2 separate regions of the Homo sapiens genome follow, and region 2 is linked to region 1. A link is a loop called in an ENCODE intact Hi-C map of the cell type or tissue named here. Cell type or tissue: endothelial cell of umbilical vein. All regions are shown on one strand. Links, peaks and the distances in the headings refer to the core of each region. The heading gives the core; the rest is flanking DNA. Region 1 overlaps AGPAT4 (1-acylglycerol-3-phosphate O-acyltransferase 4). Region 2 overlaps AGPAT4 (1-acylglycerol-3-phosphate O-acyltransferase 4).

What was found. Hi-C counts contacts between places; a loop is a spot of excess contacts. Peaks named below come from ENCODE experiments on the same cell type or tissue, not always from the same donor. Only the 100,000 strongest peaks of a DNase experiment are listed, where the experiment ranks them.
Region 2: a loop joins it to region 1, with 3 times the contacts of the local background. A loop is called at or near these places in 3 of 110 quality-filtered maps.

Annotation. Positions count from the first base shown.
Region 1 is chr6:161,167,449-161,170,357 of GRCh38, reverse strand. All of the region lies in intron 2 of AGPAT4 (1-acylglycerol-3-phosphate O-acyltransferase 4), which reads left to right. Among named protein-coding and RNA genes, the nearest start is that of AGPAT4-IT1, 6.9 kb to the right of the region's middle. RefSeq lists enhancers at 247-541, 1,718-2,313. In endothelial cell of umbilical vein, for the core only: no CTCF peak of the experiment used is centred there; DNase peaks (open chromatin) are centred at 537 and 1,667; H3K27ac peaks cover 977 bases.
Region 2 is chr6:161,227,442-161,230,350 of GRCh38, reverse strand. All of the region lies in intron 2 of AGPAT4 (1-acylglycerol-3-phosphate O-acyltransferase 4), which reads left to right. Among named protein-coding and RNA genes, the nearest start is that of AGPAT4, 45 kb to the left of the region's middle. In endothelial cell of umbilical vein, for the core only: no CTCF peak of the experiment used is centred there; a DNase peak (open chromatin) is centred at 1,070; H3K27ac peaks cover 1,258 bases.

The DNA of each region.
Region 1 (2,909 bases), core at 115-2,614:
TAAAGAGGAAGTGTCTCTCGGTCAGGGTTCAATAAGAAGCTAAACCACTGGGAGATATGTAGACATCATCTCATTGGCCTTATTCAGCTGTGGGGGCTTGTTTAGCAGTCTCTGTAGGGAAGTTGTATCTGCATGTGATGCTGGAGCTTGCAGTCCACAGGGCAGGCGGTCAGGAAGGGGCGATGGATATAAACTGGGAGAGATCAAGATGTTGGAACCACCAAGCACAAGCGGGAGCCTCATGAGAATGGGCTAAAACTTGCATCAGTTCTTTTGCATCTGGCATTGATGGTGTGGATGTCCTGCAGAAGCTGGGATCTTGGTCACAGAGCAAAATACAACCACCTGGCCTGGGATTCAGAGAAGCTGGCGGGGATCCAGGGGAAGGAGGAGCAGTAGCAGGCCTAGCCGCTGCTTTGTGCTGAAGACGTGAATCAGCAGATCAGCAAAAACATGTGTGACCTACAAAATGGTGGTATTTCCTTTCCACCTTGCAAACCTCCCAAGAGTGTCTCTTGTGGTGCCCTCTAACCAGAAATATACAAGAAAGGGAAGTTTGGGAAATGTAGTCCAGGCCAGCGTAACACATCCTGAAGCTAGTTAGAGGAATTTTATATTTTCTTGTACATACTTCTGGGTTGTTTGAATCATTTTACAATGTGACTGTATAAATGTGTTTCTGTGAATTAAAAAAGAAGTGAAATCATTTGATTAAGAAAATGGGCTAGTCGTGGTGGCTCATGCCTATAATCCCAGCACTTTGGGAGGCCAAGGTGGAAGGATTGCTTGAACCCAGGAGGTTGAGGCTGCGGTGAGCTATGTATGATTGGGCCACTGCACTCCAGCCTGGATGACAGAGTGACACACCATCTCAAAAAAAAGAAAGGAAAAAACAAAAAAGGGAAATCAAGCTCTTTTATCCAGTGAGGTTCAGAGTTTAGTTGTCTAGTGAGCAGCCTGCTGAGGTGAGTGGGAAATTTGGTCTTCCCCCACCTGGTCCCAGCACCATCCCCTCTCGCTGTGCTGATGTAGTCACCCGCTAACTGGCCTCCCTATTCCAGTCTGTTCTTGTTTCAATCAGAGTGATTTTTTTTTCAGATGCAAATTGGATGTTGGTGTGTGTCTATTTAAAAATGCTCCAGTGGTTTTTATATTGCCTTTAGAATGAAATCATAAATCATAACTCCTTACTCTGGTAACCCAGAAGTCTCTGTGATGTTCTCTCTCTGGGTTTCTCTCCATCTGCCTCTGTCTCCTCCCCACCCTTCCTCTCCCCTTCAGTGGTCACAGAGCCTTTGTGTGTGATAAAATTATCAGGCATATAATAGTAATTAAAAAGCTGTCCATTTATTGATTGCCTGCTATGCCCCATGTCATGCTAGGTGCCTTGAGTCCATGCTCTTATTTAATATCCACAGCATCTCTAACGGCATTTACCTGTCCCTACTTTACAGAGAAGGGGGACATTGAGAAACATGCCAGAAGTCTCACAACTAGTAAGTGGCTCCACCGGGATCGGAGCCTGGATGTGTCTGACTCCCAAATCCATGAAGACAATATTCAGCAGCCATCCTATTAGCAGGCCTTTCTCCTTTCCCTGTCATGTTGTTTTGTGGTTGTGTAGCTGTCTTTTCCCTGGACAGTAAGCTGGAGGGGTGCCAGGATCTGATCTAATGTTTAATCATCTCCTGTATCTCGCAGAGTGCTTGAACGCATTAGGTAATCACGCGGCATTTGTTGAAAGCATCCATGTGCCAGGCTCTTGCTGAGTCTTGGAGTCGAGGCTAAGGTCGGGGTGAACCAAACAGTACAGTTGCTGTCTCGTGGCGCCCGTGCTCTATAGTAGGGGAGAGAACCTCACGCTGTGGTCACAGCTGTGATAGGGCTGTGGAGGGTACTGGGGAACATGTGAGTGGGGTAGGGGGCGGTGAGAGTGGCCTTAGGCAGGAAGGAGTCCCACAGAGAGGCATTTGGCCTGTGACACAAACGAAATGTGAGTCTCTTGGAAGCATCAGCTTTGTCTCCCTGACTCCCTGTGGAGTTGTGCTTTGGTGCTTATCTGTGGCCTTTGGCCAGTAATGGAGTAGATTGATCCTTCCCATCCTCGGGCTTGGAAAAACTCAGCCCAGCACTACAGGCATCTTCGTGCCCCATGGTAACAAATTGTCCCTCTGTCCCTTTGTCAGGCTGCCCTGCCAGGCTGCATGTTGTTACCCTAGCCCCCCACCCCACCACCGCCTTCCTGCCCCCACAACCAACTCCCAGGATGCGTCACTATTCCTTGACTTGTGCTTCTGGTTCCAGCAATGCTATGGCCTGGTGGGACAACTGAATGGGAGCTTGATATTTTCTCAGTTCCTAGAAATAGGTAGACACTTTTTATTGTTCATTTCTGGAGAAGGAAGGGGAGTGGTTTTCGTCGTTTTTAAGGAGACTGATAGCTTCAGTTTGCTGGGAACTTACAATGTGCTCTACGCTGAGCACATACTATGTGTTAGGTGCTTTATGTTCACAGAACCCTTTGGGGCAACCCCATTCCAAAGATGAAGGCACTGTCGTGTTAGGAGGTTAATTTGTCCAAAGTCCCGCAGTGCTCACTGCGTAAAAACTGGACTGTGATGCCTTCTAGAGGGCTCTGGTGCTCCACATCAAGCCTCCAGCTTCCAGCCTGGAGGAGAAAAGTTTCCAAGGACAGCCGCTTGAGCTACAACACTAGGCTTACTGGAGTCAAGGCCAAATCCACCTGCCTGTAGGGTAGGGATGGGGTGGGGAGGGAGTGAGTCCTCTGCTGCATGCATGCTTCACTAACGAGTGATTAAAAATGGGGGGCACATGGCCCAGTGCAGTGGCTCACGCCTGTAATCCCAGCACTTTAGGAGGCTGAGGTAGGAGGATTGCTTGAACCCAGG
Region 2 (2,909 bases), core at 133-2,632, 60 kb before region 1:
TCTGTTAGTTTGCAGTGTGAAATCCTGTATGTTTCTACTGTCATAACCCCTACCCAAATTTCAAGTGGATGGTTACGAATTGGATTTCTCATTTGGAGTTAAGAAATAAGAAACAGGATTTGGAATCAGAGTCCACAAGAGTACTATATTTTTTTTTGATTGATGGTAAAGACTTGCTAAGTTTATGGCAGGATTGTGGAGATATTTTTCTCAGGATGCATTAGTGTATTTGTTTCTGGTGGAAATTAAGATGGGCAACAAATTCAGAAAGCAAGGCAGATTTTTATCCATCACAAATTAATTAAATTATTTAGAACAAACTCCAAATGAAACTCAAGAATTAACCATCTAAGACAACTGGCATCTCAATGCCGGGTGCAATGAAGGGTAGGTAGTCTAATGTCACTGAAGGACCTAGAAGCACCTCCATCCAGGTATACCCAGTGATGCTCTGTGCCTTCTTCCCCAGAGGAAGCACCTCCATCCAGATGCACCCCAGCAATGACCTTTGCCTATGTCCCCGGAGGAAGGCTTCCTAGGGCTTTGGGCCAAGCGATAGTGGAAGCATTTTTAAACAATCCGAAGCGGGAAGGGAAGATTCCTCCCTCTAGAGGAGGAGTCCTGGCTACTGGAAAAAGAGAATACAGTAGAAAGGGAGGGTGATGATCCTGGGTGGCTCGTGGGCACCTCATGGTGATAAGCCAGTGCAAACTATCCCCAGGTTTGAGAGAATCCTCGCCAGGATTCTCCGTTTCTGGTATCCCCATAGGTGTTAGCAGGGCTGTTCGCTTTTCCTGGTTCCTTTTCCTTGCTCTAAATAATTGACAGACTTCCTCTGTCAATTATTTCACAGTAACCAAGGCCATGTAAAAAGAGTGTTTAGGAAGCCTTGCTGGGCCACTGATCAGCCAGAGGAGGAGACAGTTTGTGGGGAATTCAGCAGCTTAACTAGCAGATGACTCTGCAGCGTCTATGCTGTAACTCTCCTCTGCTTCCCTCTGAGTTAAGATAGAAACTGTTCATGGCTTTAATTGTGTCTTCTGGTGTATGAGTCACTCTGAGCTTAGACAGTCATCAGCATTCATGATTTGCAGCTGATTTTCTAAGGAAACGGCAGAAAAAAATGTTTCCTTGAGACACGGAGCCCTTCCATCTCTGTGTTCGCTTTCCTCTAGCAGAGCTATGGCTTTGTCTCTTTTCTCATTAAATATTTGTTAAGAGCTTGGTGTGTTACCAAGTAAGTTCAAAGCAGTTACCAGCCCTGGCGTGGTAAAGCTCTCATGCAAAAGGCCATGCTGATACAAAAGACAAATAGAGACAAAACAAGCAGTAAAGACAGCTTGGCTAACAGCAGGACACACCGAGACACTGAGCAGAGAATTTTATTCTAGTGGCAGCAACCAACCTCATAAATAACAACTTGAAAGTAATGTAATCTCGATGGATGATTTTTAGAGGGTTGCTTTGTCTTATTTTTGCCTAGATTTGTAGGCAGGAAAGGCCAAGTCAGGCTGGCTTGGCATGCTGAAGGAGGAAGGGAGGATGGAGCCGGCTTCGTTAGGTAAAAAGAAGGAAGAAAGTTGGAAGAAGTGGGGTGAAGGGTAGAATTTCATTGCCTTTCCACTAAGCAGGATATGCCATTTAATCTCTAGGGAAAGGTGGCCAAGACTGGCTTTTTTTTTTTTTTTTACCTCTCTGACATTGTGGGTTTCAAAACAAAACAGAAAGATTAGGAGAATCTATTAATGTCAGGGTTAAAAAAAAAAAAAAAAAAAGGCAGGGGGTGGGAAGGATTGCCAGTGACCTAATTGTCCTGGAAAGGGCCAGTAAAATGAAATGAAACACAGTGGACACCACCACCCCACACCCCCAGCCCTGGCGCCCTGCGTCCAAATTCAGTGTTGCTGTGAACAGGCTCTATGAGCTGGAGCCTGCCACTGAATATTCCTGGACTGTGATGCTTATGGTTTTAAACGGCTGTTGGATGCACAGCTACACATCTTCCTTGAATGGGGAAGGCCACATGGTGGCAAGAAGGGAGTGAGAATTTGGAGCACCAGCCTGCAAAATTACACATCCTGCCTCCCCTGCTACAGGCTGCGTCACCTTTGGCGAGCCACAGAAACTCTCTGAGTCCAAATAACAGGGCCAATTACAATGGTTGCTTCATAATGCAGAATGAGATACTCCGTCTGAAAGTGCTTTAGAAATTCCTTAAAGCACATCAAATTTAGGATTGAAATTGGAATTTGTGTCCAGGGGAGGAGGAAGAGTCAGGGGGACCGGTGGTGGCGAGGGTGTCTTGATCTTTCTTCCCATTGGTTCATCACTTGGACAGGTAACTTCAACACACTCAGCTACATTTGAAGTAAAGGGGATGGAATAGAGTTGACCAAGATTCCAATAGTTTTCTAATAAAGGGTTTAGAATTTTTTATTTTCCTCTTGGGAAGTTGTTACTTCCTTTCACCACCCCCACCGCATCCCACACTTGATGAGTGTTTGCCGCTGTATTTGTGTAACGCTCAAAAAAGGAGAGTGAGCTCTATATTGCCTCTTACAACACTACTGCGTGTAGTGGTGAAAATGATATCTGTTTCTCGCTGGAATAATAATAAACATTTGTAACATACTTCAGGATGTGTAAGTCACTTCAGATTTGCTACTCGAGAAGGGATTTGGCAGTGGCCAGGAGGCCTGGCAGAAGTTGGTCTGCTCCTATCTGGAAGATGGGATCAGGGCCTGGTAACAGGTCAGGAACAGCGGCAGCAAGGGCTGTGCGTGCAAGAGGGTTGGGAGCTCCGAGTTGCTGGAGAAACTGCAGAGCAAGTCATGTGATTACTAGAACCTGTCTGAAATTAACGACCACGGAGAATGGGAGTCCTCAACTCTACTTTCCCGAGAGGAAGC